Regions from separate parts of the Homo sapiens genome. Here region 2 is linked to region 1. Evidence: chromatin contacts called from ENCODE Hi-C or POLR2A ChIA-PET data. All regions are on one chromosome and are shown on one strand. Each heading gives the region's core, a stretch centred on a gene start or an enhancer-like site at or near the end of the contact. The rest is flanking DNA. Distances are from core to core; before and after follow the strand shown. Region 1 has its middle 130 kb from the start of WSPAR. Region 2 has its middle 95 kb from the start of WSPAR.

The links. Hi-C counts contacts between places; a loop is a spot of excess contacts on that map. ChIA-PET counts read pairs that join two places held with the same protein, here RNA polymerase II (POLR2A). Pooled maps may share reads with other maps.
Region 2: a loop to region 1 is called in a map of gastrocnemius medialis, with 5 times the contacts of the local background. The contact joins two enhancer-like sites. A Hi-C loop is called at or near these places in 2 of 168 maps with a recorded cell type or tissue (gastrocnemius medialis and psoas muscle) and 3 of 50 pooled maps. POLR2A ChIA-PET finds 5 or more read pairs at or near these places in 2 of 52 experiments (OCI-LY7 and endothelial cell of umbilical vein).

What each region holds. Positions count from the first base shown.
Region 1 is chr5:133,777,936-133,785,437 of GRCh38, reverse strand. It overlaps a transcript of FSTL4 not described here. Among named protein-coding and RNA genes, the nearest start is that of WSPAR, 130 kb to the left of the region's middle. Within about 2 kb of position 4,602, at least 2 of the 41 ENCODE cell types and tissues checked have a DNase peak (open chromatin) inside an H3K27ac peak, as active enhancers do; they include gastrocnemius medialis and psoas muscle, where a contact is called at or near this core.
Region 2 is chr5:133,814,642-133,822,143 of GRCh38, reverse strand. It overlaps a transcript of FSTL4 not described here. Among named protein-coding and RNA genes, the nearest start is that of WSPAR, 95 kb to the left of the region's middle. Within about 2 kb of position 4,048, at least 8 of the 41 ENCODE cell types and tissues checked have a DNase peak (open chromatin) inside an H3K27ac peak, as active enhancers do; they include gastrocnemius medialis and psoas muscle, where a contact is called at or near this core.

The sequences.
Region 1 (7,502 bases), core at 3,353-5,852:
TGTAGAGGTTCCCTGGAGCCTGATGGGGGCAGTAAAGGTGAGTTACTTGCTAAAGGTATCTCGGCAAACGTTCCCGGGCTTTCCTTCCCTGTGGTAGGTCACTCTTGGCCTATAGGTGCCTTTTTGAATTAGGGCATGTTTCTATCTGGAGTTGGTCTCTTGGTTTTAGGCCCACCTGTCCTTTGGAGCACAGCTGCACATGACCATCAGGAAGGAACAGGGGCTGTGGTGCCTGCTTTCTCACCAGCATGTCCTCAGTGGGTAAGCCCAGCATGGTTTGTAAGACTTCGTGTGCTTTGAGGGCTGAGAGCTTTGTGAGGGGAGGCAGAGCAGGTGTTGGGTGTGCCCTGTCGGGAGTAGATCTGTTCCTTCTCGAGCTCAGAGGAGCAGGAATGTGTCCCTGTGGGCTGGGTTGTCATCCTCCTTATGGCCTTATTCCCTTGGGGTCTCTATTCCTTCTCCCCCAAAGTCCTCCCATTTAATCCCATAACTCAGTAGATGATGCGGCTGAACCTACTGATGTTAAGCAAGGTGGCCAAAGTCACCATTTCACAATTTCATTTAGAAGAAACTAGGAGGAGAATTTTCTTATGCCAACAGCCACTCATAGAAACACACAGGACCATATGAATATCTAGCCCTGAAACCTGAAAACAAACTTTGTGCCAAAACAATTTATTATGTGCTGCTTTTTTTTTTTTCTTAAGGGAATGAAAATGTTAACAGGTCTCACTTAATTCTGCCCTACTGCTAGGCAAGAGCAAAATCTTTTTCTTGGAGTGGTGGAAGCCGGGATGCAACTTACTCCTTAATATCACAGGATCTGGACTTTCACACAGAGATCATATCCCTGCTCTGCCACTTACAAGTTGTGTGTGGCCTTGGAGAAGTTAACCACTGTAGATCTGTTTTCTCCACTTCAGAACGGGGATAACAATGATGTCCACCTCACATTATGCTTATAACATGAATTCTCTGACCAGTACTCTTCAAGGAATGGGGTGTTCTCCCCAGGATGGTGACATGTGTGTGGGACTTTCAGCCCTGCTTGGCCTTTTAGAGGGTGGAGTTTGGGGGCAAGCACTTGTTTTTCCTGGCCTCAGTTTATGCACCCATAAAATAGACTTAATATGTGGTCAGATTAGTCATAAATATCAGCAAGTCAACTTTTCAAATGCCGAGTGAATTTCTCACTAAAGCATACCCTACCCATCTACTTTAAACTTTACTACTTGATAGTAAAGATTGATAGATCTTTACTACTATCATTAATGACAATAGCTAACATTTATCTAAAGCTTCTCATGTTAGGGAGCACTGGGCTAAATTCCCTGTACGTATCCTCCCATTTAATCTCATAACTCAGTGGATGATGCAGCTGAACCTACTGATGTCAAGCAAGGTGGCCAAGGTCATAGAACTAGTAAGTGGAGGAGGCAGGGTTTGAACCAGGCAGTATGACTGCAGGGCAGAGAGATAAAGGAGGCCTATGTGGTAGGAATTCTAACTCCTGCCTGTGAGCTAACTGTTCTCGCAGACTCTGCTTATGTTTGGGGGGTGGGCGGGGGCAGTGGAAAGGAATTGCTCCTGTTTTCTACAAACCTGAAAAAAGGAGCCTCACAAAGGTGATTCATTTTCTTTTAGATTTGTAACTTCCCTTGAACTACAGTCCAGTCTGGAGAAAGGAACGTTTCCCCAAACCACTTGAGGATGCTGGCATGCTGGAAATGACGGGGCAGCACAACCCACAAAGAAAAGGGCCCAGCTGGCTCAGCCATTTTGTGAGCTGATGACAAAGAGAACTTGGACTTTCCTTCTCAGTCATTTTGCACACAGTGGAAGGAAAGTTTAAAAGATATTGCCTGGAGCTCAGATGAGGCAAGAGATTCCACCGTTTTCCACTATGATGAAGGCAGCAGGAGGACATGTGAGGCCGTGTGTTTGTTAGGCTGGGGCTGGATGCCTTATAGATTTATTGATAGATAAGGCTAATTTATCACCTAAACCAGGATGCCTTTGAGAGGGAAAGGTGTTATTAATAATTATGCTGGGACAAAAGGCGTTAAGCTGGGATTGTCCTTGGGTACAATCATAATTATTCCTATTTATTTATTAAAGCAGCCCTTCTGGCTTCTGAAGAGCAGGATCGTGTTTGGTTGGAGTCATGTCCATATTTAGAAGTCACGTGAGAGAGCACCTAATTTCATTGAGGTTGACGCAGAGTAGGTATCTTGGAAGAGGGAAGCCACAGAGGTCTTTGGAAGGCTTGTGGTGGGGAGCTGCAAAAACTGTGAGCACTTGGGAGTTTGTGTACTTGGGTTCTGTCACCTCAAGGGGGTTTCTAGAAGTTTGGAAATCACTTCACGAAATGTAAACTTTGTAGCGTTTTATGTGTTGGAAGAGGTGCTGGTGACGGTGCTGAGAATTGACATTGCAAAGCAATCATTGGAATGCCTACAGAAGGGCATCCCCTAGGCCGCCACCTGCAAGTCCCTGACAGAGGAAAGTAGTGGACAGGGTTCCTCCTCCCTCCCATAGAGCAGCGTGAGGTTCTGATTCCAAGCTTGCTCTGGGCTTCCTGGATTGTCCTCATGATGGCCTGGGATGAGAACTCAGGCAAATTGTCATAGTTTCTGAGGGAAACAGGCAGGGACTTGAGGGATGTGGCTTGGGTACTGTTTGCTGTTGTGGATGACAAAAATACTAACCGGCTCTACAGTATCCTGGGTCTTGGTTGTACAACTCCATGTTTAAGTGTCACAGAGAGTTTGACGGATGATGGCTGCTGCTGGCTCTCCCAGCTTCCATCTCCCAGATTTGCCCCTTTGTTAAGAGGTACTGAAGCTGTCTGTGCTCCCAGATGGAAAGAAAGATCACAGGGAAGCACTCTCATTGGCCTGGCTGGGTCAGATGCCTGTGGCCGACCAGTCGTGAAGGGCAGTGAGGTGGGCATCTGTGACGGGCTCATCTTAGGTCAAAGATCTACTTCTGGCCATTTACAGTAGGTGGAGGTGACAGACAGAAAACGACAGCCCCACTTCCTACCATGTGATTGCAGAAGGTGGAAAAGTGATTATTTGCAGGAAGCGGGTGCATGTTCTAGAAGGGGAAGAATGTGGCAGACAAGTCTGTAGTGGCCCAGTACATATTTTTGTTAACAGCAGCAGTTGTAGTTATAAAATATGTCTTTGCCGATTTGATACAAGGGATGGTGTCTGATTTAAATGGATGTTGCTTGATTATTAGTGAGGCTAAATATTTTCCCACAGATGGGTTGGCCATTTACATTGCTTCTTTTGTGAATCTCCTGTCTATGGCCTTAGCCCGTTTTTCATAGCTGTTGTTGAGTATTTCAGAGAAGCAGTGGGGGTGGGTAAATCTGAGTTTGCTGTTTTCCACAGCCTTTGATGGGTAATTGTGTCAGCTGTATTTACTCCTGCTTGGAATAAACCCAGCTGAGCCTTCAGGAGATCAATGTGGAAATCCAAGAAAAATGCTGTCTCCTTAATCAAATTTCTTGTATTATGAATGGTTATTAAATATTTTATGTGAAAATTATAATTACCATTAAAGCCAATATCAATAGCCTCAGATAATCAGTGTGTAACACTAATTAGAAGGTACTGAATAACCCCCAGTGAGTTGTCTACTGTGATTTAGGAATTGCCGTAATTGTTGGCAAGCTCAGCTGGGAGGTGGGCATGCTGATTGTGGGGGCGGGGGTGCACATGTGTCTGTTTCAAAGCCAGATTGTTGAGCAGGGTACACACAGTGTGGCAGGAATCACTTCACCAGTTCGGAGGGTTCCCCTCAGGGGATCTGACTTGCTGGTGGGTAATGTGGTGGGCCACACTGCACCCTCCTCCAGTCTCTAGCACTGTGGTATCTGGGTTAATGAAGTCTCACTGTGAATGGTAATGGTGGGAAGTTTCCAGCCTTGCCAGCTCATCTGCTTGTCCACACATCCCTCTGGCCCTTCCTACCCCTTCTAAGACAACACATGCATGCATACACACACATACACGCCACACACACACACACACACACACACACACACACACACACACACACAACCGCTTAACAATCAGTGACCTTGTTTGGAATGCTTCTTTTTGAGAGTTGTGTTCTACCTCTAGGCAGGGGCAGCTGAATGTGTTGCAGGGAGGGCTGCTGGTTGCAAGATGTCTGGACCTGTTACTATCCCAGCTGGGCCACCAAATAGCCTGCGTAGTTTGCAGGAGGTGGGAGGTAAAAGGCTTCCTCAGCCATGGGGCAGCATGTCTCTCCTCACTGGAAAGTGGGCTGGAGGTGATCACCAGGGACCAATGCAGAGGGCCAAGAGCATGCAGTGAAGAGTCAGAGGAAGGAGGGATGAGGCATCTGTGCATGCTGCCCGTAAAGTCACTCATGGCGGCACCTGGGTTGGGGGTTGACTTTGGAATCAGAATCTCTGCTCCACTTGCCGTGAGTTCTGGGGCTTGAGCTCAGTCATGGAACCTCTCTGAGTGTTTTCTCCTGGATAGAGGATAATGATCGCCACCTTGCAGCAGGCTGTTTAGAGCCAACAGATCCTCTGAAGCCTCTGGCCTGGGCTTGGCGCCCTGGCCCACATCTCCTACCAGCCGTGTGACTCTGAGCAAGTTCTGTAGCCTCCAAGTCTCAATTTCCCAACAGGAAAATGAGGATAATAATAGTACCTACCTCATCGGGTTATTCTGGGGATTAAATGGGTTGTAAGGAATTTAGATAGTAAATGCTATGCAGGTGCTTGTGAAATGGAAATAAATGAAAAGTTTTAGTTATGTAAATTGCCCTGCTATGCTCCAGGCAGTATTAATAAAGTCCTCAAAATGTCTTCTGTGCTAAGTGCTGGGTATACAAGATGCAGATAAGCCAGGCCAGGTCCCCACCCTTCCAGTCCAGTGGGAGACCCCAACAATACACAGGAGACAAGCTGATTTGCTTGGATCATTTCAGAGAGAGTTTGGGCCATGAAGATAACTGAAGCAGGGTAAGATGGCAGAGTGACAGGGTGGGAGGGAGGGTAATTTTAGAGAGATGGAGCCAGTGACAATAGAAAGGACATTGTAGGAAAAAGAGGGAATGAGTCATGCAAGGAGATGGGAAGAGCAGGGAGAGAGATGCTGTTGCTGCTCTGCCCATATCCCCACGTGTCTGCGTCCCCTGCTCGTGTACACCCCTCCTCCCAGTGCCCACATCTGCGGCTCTTTGGCAGTTCTGCATTGGCGGACTGGCCTCAGGTTGCTGGAACTGCTGTCCTTCCCTAGATAGCAGGAGGTAGCTGGGAATTTTCATCCCTTTCGGGGCAGCCCTTGACCCATGACTGATGGGTGTGCACCTGCGAGCCCTCTTGTCCCTGGTGAGGATGGCTCCAGGAGTGACCCATGCTGTTTCCAGGGCTCCCCAGAGGTATTGGGTCACAGACGCCCTCTGTAGGCCTTGGTGATATGGTGCTCACCTCCTTGGCCTCCTTCCCCTCCTGATCCATCTTGCTCACCTCCCTTCTGGCTTTTCATGGGAACACTTCCCTAATAAGCACTTACACATGAACCCCTCCTCTCAGGTTCTTCTTCTGGGAAACCTGGGACAGACCCTGAGTCAGGAATGGGCATGGTCTGTCACATGAACAGTGAGAAGACCAGCAGAGAGCTGGGGAGGTGGGATAGAGCCGAGGCTGGAGAGTTAGGCAGGGCCTGGGTCATCTGGGGCCTTGTAGGCTATGCTAGATTTGAATTCTTCCAAGAGCAGTGGGGAGTGATTGGAAGTTTTTAGGCAGAAGAGTTACATCACATCACTTATTTTATTTTGTTTCTTTTTTTGTTTTGTTTTTTGAGATGGAGTTTTGCTCTGTCGCCCACGCTGAAATGCAGTGGCGAGATCTCGGCTCACTGCAACCTCCGCCTCCCAGGTTCAAGTGATCCTCCTGCCTCAACCTCCTGAGTAGCTGGGACTACAGGTGCCCGCCACCACACCTGGCTAATTTTTTGTATTTTTAGTAGAAATGGGGTTTCACCGTGTTAGCCAGGATGGTCTCCATCTCCTGACCTTGTGATCCACCCGCCTTGGCTTCCCAAAGTGCTGAGATTACAAGTGTGAGCCACCATGCCTGGCCCACATCACTTATTTTATAAGGGAAGATCTCTCTGGTCACCATGTCGAGAATGGACCATTAGGGGACAGGAGTGGAAGGAGGCTGCGGGAGTCACCCAGCAGAGAGGATGGGCTTGAACTAGGAGGGGAGCCAAGGAGATGGGATTGGGATTTGTTCTGGAGGATTGGTAGATGATTGACAATACAGATTCAGTTTTATTGTTTTCCCAAAGTCATAGCAGGTCTAAGAGTTCAAGATGGGTACTATGGGCCACTGGTGGTCCCACAGAGGTCCTACTCCATGGGTCCTCCCCCTGCCCCACCATAGAGACAAGAAGTAACCTTCCTCTGAACCCAGGAAGCCCTTGTTGGTGCCTTTTTACCAGGTCACTTTGTACGTTGTCCCAGCTATTTATGCCCTGCCTTTGTTCCTGCTGCCAGGCTGTGCCCAGCTTGGGCCTTGTGAGAGGAGTTATGTGGGAAGAGCCCTGGGCAGGACGGTGAGGTCTTGGGCAGATTCTGCCCCTTTTGAGGCCTGGTTCCTTGCTTTAGAATGAAGAGAGTCAGCGCTGCGAGTGCCGAAACCCTTCTGAGGCCAATTCTGAGGCCTTTCAAAGGGAGGTTTTGGAGAAAGCTTTGCCTGGGATGTGAAAGGTCAAAGGCTCCCTCTCTCCCAGAGGCACCTGCTCTGTCACAGCCTCGGTGAGGTGAACTGAGTGGACGGTGTGTCACCCAGCATCCCACAAGCTCAGAGTTCCCACAAGCTCTCTTGAGGACCCTCTTTTCAGCGTAAGGGCCAGAATGAACTCACTTTGGCTGCAATTGGGTTGAGTTGGAGTCCACTTTGCCTCTGCAAAGAAAGATAATGTTTCCTGAGAAAGCAATGATAATCATTCTAAGTTATGTTTTTTCCAGAAATTAATTATCTGGAATATTAAAACACTTGGCTCTGACTTTCAGGTCCCCAAGGGACATTTTTTTTTTTAGAGGAAACACCTCCTTTCTGCGTGAGGCAAAAAGAATGATGGTAAGCTTCAGTGGGTGGTGGGCTTTCTTTGAGAAGCCTTTTCTCCCACGTTGCTCATTTGTTCATGATCTAAACAGGATGTTGCAGGTGACTGGCACCAGGCAGGGCCTGTGGTTTGATCCACAGGGCACATCTGGGGGGCAGATGTGGAAGGTCTGTGTTCCTGGGTGATAGGCAGCACATCAGTGACCCCAAGGACCTCGAGGATGCTGGGAAACCCCACCTCTAGAGCCTTGGGGCCCACTGACCAGCTGAGACCCCACTGACAAGCTGAGACCCCCAGTTTTCCCAGAAGTAGCCAGTGGTGTCTGGGGGAATGGGATCTCTATAAGGAAGCTTTTAAAGTTAAAATATCCAAAACTTC
Region 2 (7,502 bases), core at 2,799-5,298, 37 kb before region 1:
CAGGGGGCGAGGAGTGTTCATACATCAAAGACATAATTCTAAGCATTTTGTCATATCAGCTTTTCTCTTTGTTCTTGCAATGCAGAGTCTTGGAGGCAAGTCATCTTTGTCACTCAAGAAGTGCAGGAGGTTTGATTGAGAAATATGCCTGAGTGTGACCCCCCAGGGTCACTTGTCTTCATTCTTCCCTTCTCACTGTGCCCCCGTTGGGCTCCCATAAGACCCTTGGCATCTGATCCTCCTGCCTTTTGTGTTCCTCCTCCTTGCACCGCTACGTTCCTGGCAACTGAATTTCCGACCAGTCTCCTTTTCTCTGGTATCTCACTCCTTGTCCTTTCTGAGCATGTTGCCTGGGGTCATAATTATCCTGCTCAAGAATCCTTAGTGACTCCCTAATAAACCCATGGGATGAAGTAGGAGCTCCTCCCTGCTGGCTTCTGGGCCCTGTTGGATCCAGTCCTGCGCCTCCTCCACAGTGCCCTCTTCCCTGTCCCCACATGTGCTCAACTCTCCACTTGAGCTGGAGTCTTCATAGCACCTCTCACCCCTGAGCACACACACTGCCAATTCCTGCCTCTGGACTCTTGTTCCCACTGTTTCTAGAGTGGCCCATGTTACTTATTGTCCCAATCAGGATTATTCTGGTAAGGAAAAGGGACACTGTTAATAATTAATGCTGGAACAGTGGGTGTAAATTGAATTGTCCCAGCAAGCCAGGACATGTGGTCACTGGGGCTGCGTCCTACCCCTGTTTGCTTTCACTTTTCATCTTCATTCTCCCTCCTGCTAAATTCAGCTTCTGTCTCTTTCATCCTTGATGGCTCATTTCCAGGGAGGGTCTGTCTTTAGCTCAGGCTGATCAAGAACCAGATGAGAAGGAAAACTTGACCTTTTGCTGAAGGCATGATGTTAGCATGAAACCCTCAAGAAATTCTGTGACTAATCAGAAGAATATTATTTTTTCTAAAGAAAGGGTCTTCTTCCTTTAATCAGTATTTTTACAATTTAATAATTTCTTTCTTTCCTTACCTCCTTGTGGACTTTTCAAAGCTTGGCAACAGCCTATGAGATAGTTTGTATTAAGCTTTTAAAGGGATACATTATAACAAGTTTTCAGAAAATGTATAGTTTTCAAACACAATCAATGTTTTCTTGTATAACTTCCCTTCAAATCCGAAACATCTCCTATTACCACCCTTTTCTGAAAATAGCAGCTTATTTATTAGAATACACTATCAATAACATACATTGCATTGTTTTCTAATAGTTTAATGTATCTTTTTTCCCTCCAACAAGTTGAGAAGTCCCCAGGGAGAGGATATAAGATATTACATGTCTTGGTTCTTCCTTGGTCCCTAGCTCAGGGCTGGCCACAAACAGTTGGTTTCTGCTCTTCAGTTGCCTGCAAGAGTAAGTGAAACATGAAGCCTAAATTCCAACACTTACGAAAGCTAAAGCTGCACTTGACTCCGGGTTTGGCGAATGTTGCAGAGTTGGGAGCCTGTCACATTGTTCTTCCTGTAAAGTAACTATTTTCTCTCTGTTGTACAGAGGATAGCAAACACTGCAATGTATAAATCACAGACATGAAATTGAAAGACCATGTACATGATCCACAGAGAAAAATATACATAAGTGGAGTAGGGAATAAGGAGGTTATGCGGGTACCAGACAAGCCTCTGGTTTCAAGGGTGCTTCCCTCCCAAAGGGAAGAAAAACAATGTTGTAACCAGGAAGAATGTGCCCTCACAGCTGATGGCACTATAATAGCATAAACAATGACAAGTTCCATAAACGTCACAAATGTGGGAATTTGCCTTGAAGTTCCTTCTGGGATCTAATTTAAAGGCACATCTTGTTGAAACGGAGGTCATGAGGGAAGCAGAAATAAGTGGAGAGAAATGCAGCGTGACAGCTGGACCCTCCCAGCCGGCCCGGGGAAGCTGTGCTGCTCTGTGGGGAAGGACTTCTGGGGGAGGAGGCATGGGTGGAAAGGGGCCCTGGAGGACACAGGCCTCTGCGACTGCAACCCCTCAGGCCTGCTGACACGAGGCACTGCAGAACCTGCGCCGTGCCGTGCTGGGAAGAGGATTTGGAGCAAGAAGACCCAAGTTTGAGTCTTCCTTCTGCCGTTTTCTATAGTTGTGTGACCTTGAGCAAGTCAGTGTACCTATGAGCGGCCACCTCCTCATGTGAAAAATGGAGCTGAAACTAATGCCCGATGGGGCTGCTGTGAGGACTAAACGCAGCAGCCCCATCTCCAAGGGCAGGGAGGGTGGCTGCCACACTGTCATTTGATTAACAAGGAGGTGCTGGCCAGGAGCAGTTGATGTGGAGGTCCCTCAGCCTGAATATTCTTTATGTGCAAGGCTTCATTCAGGATTTTAGTTTTTGAAAAACAGACTATTCCTTTTCTTCTTTAAAATCAGAATTGGAAATTTGAATGTGGAAACAGGAGGTCTCATCTGGAACAATGCGTGGGCAGCCCGGTTTCATCTTGATCTGTGGATGTATTGTGAATTTCTCGGGTCACCTAAACCTGCCTGCGCCTCCAACGGTGCTATGAGTTTAGCAAGTGAAGAGCACACAAACAGATGCTTAAATTATAGCCTACAGTTCAGTGCACCCCTCAGGCTGAGTGTCGTTGCACAGAGAGGGTGAAGAGCCTTGTGCGGGTTCCAGGAGGTCAGAGAGGCTCCTGAGAGCTCAGCAATGACACCTCCATGCTTCTCAGCCACTGAGCAGAGTGGAGGAGCAGGGTGTGAGCAGGGAGCAGACAGAGGCTTGGTGGTCCGGGCATTCCTGAAACCTGCATCTAAAAACTCAGAAGGGAAGGCTTCCTCCCAAGGGCCCTGCACCCAAAAGCTGTTCCTGTCCCTTGCCCAGGCTGGGAGAGACAGAGGGCATGCCTGTTTATTTTCAAAGTGAAGTTGACTTCACTTTCTTGTTCTAGGTGGTTCTTATTTTAGCTGAACCTTGTGCAGTCTCTCTCCAGGGTTGGAGGGAAGTGTTTCATGTGTACGCAAGGCAGGGAAACAGCAGGTTCCGACCCAGCATTGAGAAAGGATTGGGGAAGCTATGTGTGTGGGCGGTGGGCATGTGGGTGGACGGCTGGGCAGATCTCCTTCGTTCTAGAAATTCTGCTGATCTTCCTGGAAATTGTGTGTGTGTGCATGCGTACGTGTGTGTGTGTGTACATATATATATATATAGTATCTTCTAAAACATCTTCTCCTGGACTTTGTTGGAAGAGAAGGGCTGGGTGGGGGGCTTTAAGCTGAGTCCTTGTCTGAGATGAGTGAGGTTCTTTTGTGCTCAGAACTGTGGTACAATTCATCCTCAAAAAGGAATCTGAATTGAAAGGGGATTTGGTGTGAGGCAGGGGAAGGTGTAGGGGTGCATAGATCTGTTCATTAGGGCAGATTAAAGTCAAGCCTCCCCTGAAATTGGTGGAAAGTGCTTGCAGCCCTCTGTGGTTTGGAAGATTATGCAGCTATCACAATGCACTTCGTGAGTAGGCTGTGGGGGCTGGATTTAATTTTATGTCCGCCGGGAGATTCTGGCAGTGTGTTTCTGTGGTGGGGAATCATTATTTACAATGAAACACTTACACAGAAGTAGTAAAGTTAATGGAGGTTTCAGTGGAATTAGCCTTGTTAAGTTCCCCAGTGACACAGCCGGCTCCCCTCTCCAGTAGCTGGATCCAGCAAGGAGGCAGCACACAGAGCTAGTGGAGTTTAGGATGTGGATGAAATTGGGAGTGACCCAAAGCAGCAAGACCCAGGCCTTCAGTACTGGCCTGCAGCTGGGCTCTGTGATGGGGCTGCTTCTCTGGCCAACAGCCCCTGCATGGCCATGCTGTGTGTTCCCAGTCCTGGCAGCTCCTTGCAGAGTAAATGCTGTTAATCCACGGCCCATTGTTGACTCTTGCTGCTGCTATCAGAATTTCTGGGACCTGGAGCATGCTGAGGGCTGTGATGAGGTAAGATGTGATTCATCCCCGTGCTCACGTTCCCTAAAGGGGTGACAAGGCTGCACCACGTGGAAGGAGAGTCATTCAGGTGGGCCACATGCCATGAGATTCTTGGATCGAAGTTCTCTTGGATAAGGTTGCCATGTTTACTCCCAGTTCCCTGGCTTAGGAGCCAGGCAGATATGGGTTTGAATCCAGATTCTACTGGATGACCTTGAACATGTCATGTGTATTCTCAAGATTCATTTTCTTTATCTTTAAAATGGGGCCACTGTTTTTGCTGGCATCATAGGTTGTTAGGAGGATGATGTGACTTAGGGTATGGAAAGCACTTAGTACTGTGCCAGGTCATGCTGTTTCTTTATTCTCTGTCCCAGCTTTCACCTGCCCCTCCATACTCTGTATTTCTGGGCCAGAACACCCACAGACTGCATTTTCTGGGCTCCCTTTCCAGGTGGCTCCCTGCCAAGTTCTGCCCATGGGAGGTCAGAGGGCTGGAAGAGAGAAGAGCCTTCCTTCTTCCTCATTCTCTTGCTCTTTGTCTTCTTCTTCTAGGGGTGTCTCCGAGGCAGGGGCAGCTGTGGCCCTTCCTCCATGCTGCCAGCTCCTGGGACAGAAGCCGGTCCTCTTACACTTCAGGTCTAGGTCACATTATCTCTTGCCTTTGTGACTCCCAGCCCTTGGGGAGATATTGGCTTCCTGCATTACCTAATCTTTGGTCACCCTATCTTCCTTCTTACTGTCACCACACCTGGTAAGCAATTCACTATGTGAAAGCTCCTCTATTTGAAGGACCTAGAATGGCTTCTGTTTCCTTGACCGGACTGTGACTGATACAGTGGAACTCCCATTAGTTATAACAAGTGCATGGCCTTGGAGTCAGACAAGACAAGGTTTGCACACCCTGGCTCCACTCCTTACTTGCAGTGTGACCTGAGCCTCTGTGTTTGCATCCATTAAATGGGGACGATAATAGACTCAGCTTCGCAGGGCTGTCGCGAGGATTTAAAAAGATAACAATAGAAGTGAAAAGCTTAACACAGCGGGGTAGTGAACATCAACACATGAGAGTTTGTTTCTAGATGTGTGTGTTGCTTTCTCAGGTTGGCCCAGGAGTGTTGGGGATGCCACTGGGAAGGGCAAGTGAGGCAGTGGGCCTGGGCCTGGGTATCTGTGGGCAGCAAGGAGCCATGGGAGGCTTGAATGGGGGCTGCCTGGAGTACAGCAGTCTTTACACCCCTGATCTCCCTGCCGCTTCCTCCCAGTTTGGTTCAGAGCTTCAGCTAAGCAGCAGAGGCTAGGCCCTCCCTGGGGCCACCTGGTGCCATGACTTTTTCCCCAAGTCTCCAGAGCTCAGGTAAGAGAGGAAGGGTCAGTGCCTCAATCTGAAGAGTTGCTGGCAGTGTGGCTTTTAAAATCTACTTATTCATTTCACCTAATTAGCCAATGACCTCAAACAAACCTATAATGTTATTTTCCCCTCAGAATGACACTCGTGGGGTTTGGAGAGCTACAATATTTTATCTGTTACTCAATGGCCAAACCTCTCAGCACTTGCTCGCTTAGACACTCTAGTGGGGATTGGTGGTGTTGGCCTCACCTGGGGGTTATCTGGGAGTTGCAGGGCCTGGGAGCCGATCGATGTGCCATCCTTCAGGCTTCTGTGGAGTGACAGGTCAGCATCTCCATTGTAAATGGCTTTCCCTGGGCTTTTCATCTCTAGGAGGGAAGAGTCGTGCTGAGCAAACCAGGACTGTGCAAACTTTGGAAGGATCCGAATCAGCAGAGACAACCTGCATCCTAAGCAGGTCACCTGGACAGTGTAGACTGCCCACCTGACTCCACACTGTCAGACCCTGCCTTTTCCCAGGTGGTCCTGGAGAGCTGGAGCTGGGAACCATGTATTTGGAGTAGCTCCAGCAGCCCAGAGTGCAAGGCCTCCACTCTACCATGTGCCCTCACTGCAGGGAGCCCACTTGCCTCACAAGCGTCCTCACCTTCAGATAGGTCAGCTTCCAGGGTGCTCAGTATGGCCCCCTAGTCTTTGGCTACTTCACTCAGGTCTCCTCTCCATGAATGAAGATCCTACTTGTTCTGTAAGGCTCTAAGGAACCTTCCCTGGCTGTCCAGAGCCCGCTTAACTCTATCCTTCTTGTCTTCCTCTGTATTGTATAATAGACATGTCATTATGTTTTGCTTTAAATGATTCTCCAGGTCTTTGTAAATGTCAGGCTGGAGTGTCTTTGTTGGTCTGTATAATGCATGGGATTGCCTGGTCAACCCTACGGGAATCTGGACTTCCTTTTGGGGCCCTGGGTACAATTCTGGGTACTTGTATCAAGAAGCCAGAGCTTTTAGGGTATTGCTGTGTGGGCCAATCACCTAAACTTTCCCGCCTGTGGATAAGGGAAAACTATACACCAAACATTTTCAGACCTGACTTTGTGCCAGAAACACTTGGGGGAAAATATTTAAAAATACGATTCCCAAACCGTACCCCTAATATTCTGCTTTAGTAGATTTGGAGGAAGGGCCTGGGGATGTGTATTTTGAAACCAGATTCCCCCAGGTAATTCTGATCTCCAGTGTGCGAACCCTGGCACATGAGCCAGCCAATTACCCTTACCACTGTGCCACATCTTACATTTCTGAGGACAGTCGTATTTCGAGCATTCTGTTTCATTGCTCCCATAAACCACGGAAATAGTCCAGAAAGCCTCAGGCTTTTTACCCAACGTGAATCTCTCAGGCCACCTCTCAAACATAAATCAGGCAGGAGGCATTGTCCAGACCTCAGGTCCTGAGTTAGGAAATGGAAACTGCACCCTTCCCAGAAAAATCATCATGAAGCCTTTGATTTATAATTCTCTTATCTAAGATTTGGAAGCTACTTTAGCCAAATAGTTCAAGAATCTCCTCTGCTCTAGTTATTCCCTGCAAGACCCCTTCCAGCTACAGGAGCTCACTCTTTTGCCATGTTGATGACTCCAAGAGCAGCCTGACCTGTTAGAATCTTCTTCATTAGAGGATCAGTATCCATATCTCTGTCCTTTTAGGCCACGGGTCTTATCCTAGAGTGGTGGTTTTCAACCCTGGCTGTACCACAAAATCACATATTGATACCCAGACCTCTTGCACTGAGATTTGGATTCAGTTGTTCTGTGGTGAGGCCCTGGGCTTGGTTCTGATGCGAGCTGGATTTGAGAAGCCCCTGGAACAAGCCATGTAGCTCACATGCATGTGTGCAGTATGAGAGGAAACAAATTGGAGCACAATTTGAGAAAATATAAACACTTAGGGCACAGTTTAGAACTTCCCTTACTACACTCTAGTTATTTCTCATCACTGAGTTGTCTTACTCCATTTTCCAGATAATTTTAAACATCTTTCTCATTGTTGCAATTTGTTTCAAAATGACACTGACGGTGGCCACCCTCTGATCCCTGCTTGCTGACTGGACAGACTTCCGCTCTCAACATAGTTGTTTGGTTTACTGCTTGCCTTTAATGCTGCTTTTCACCATCTGTGC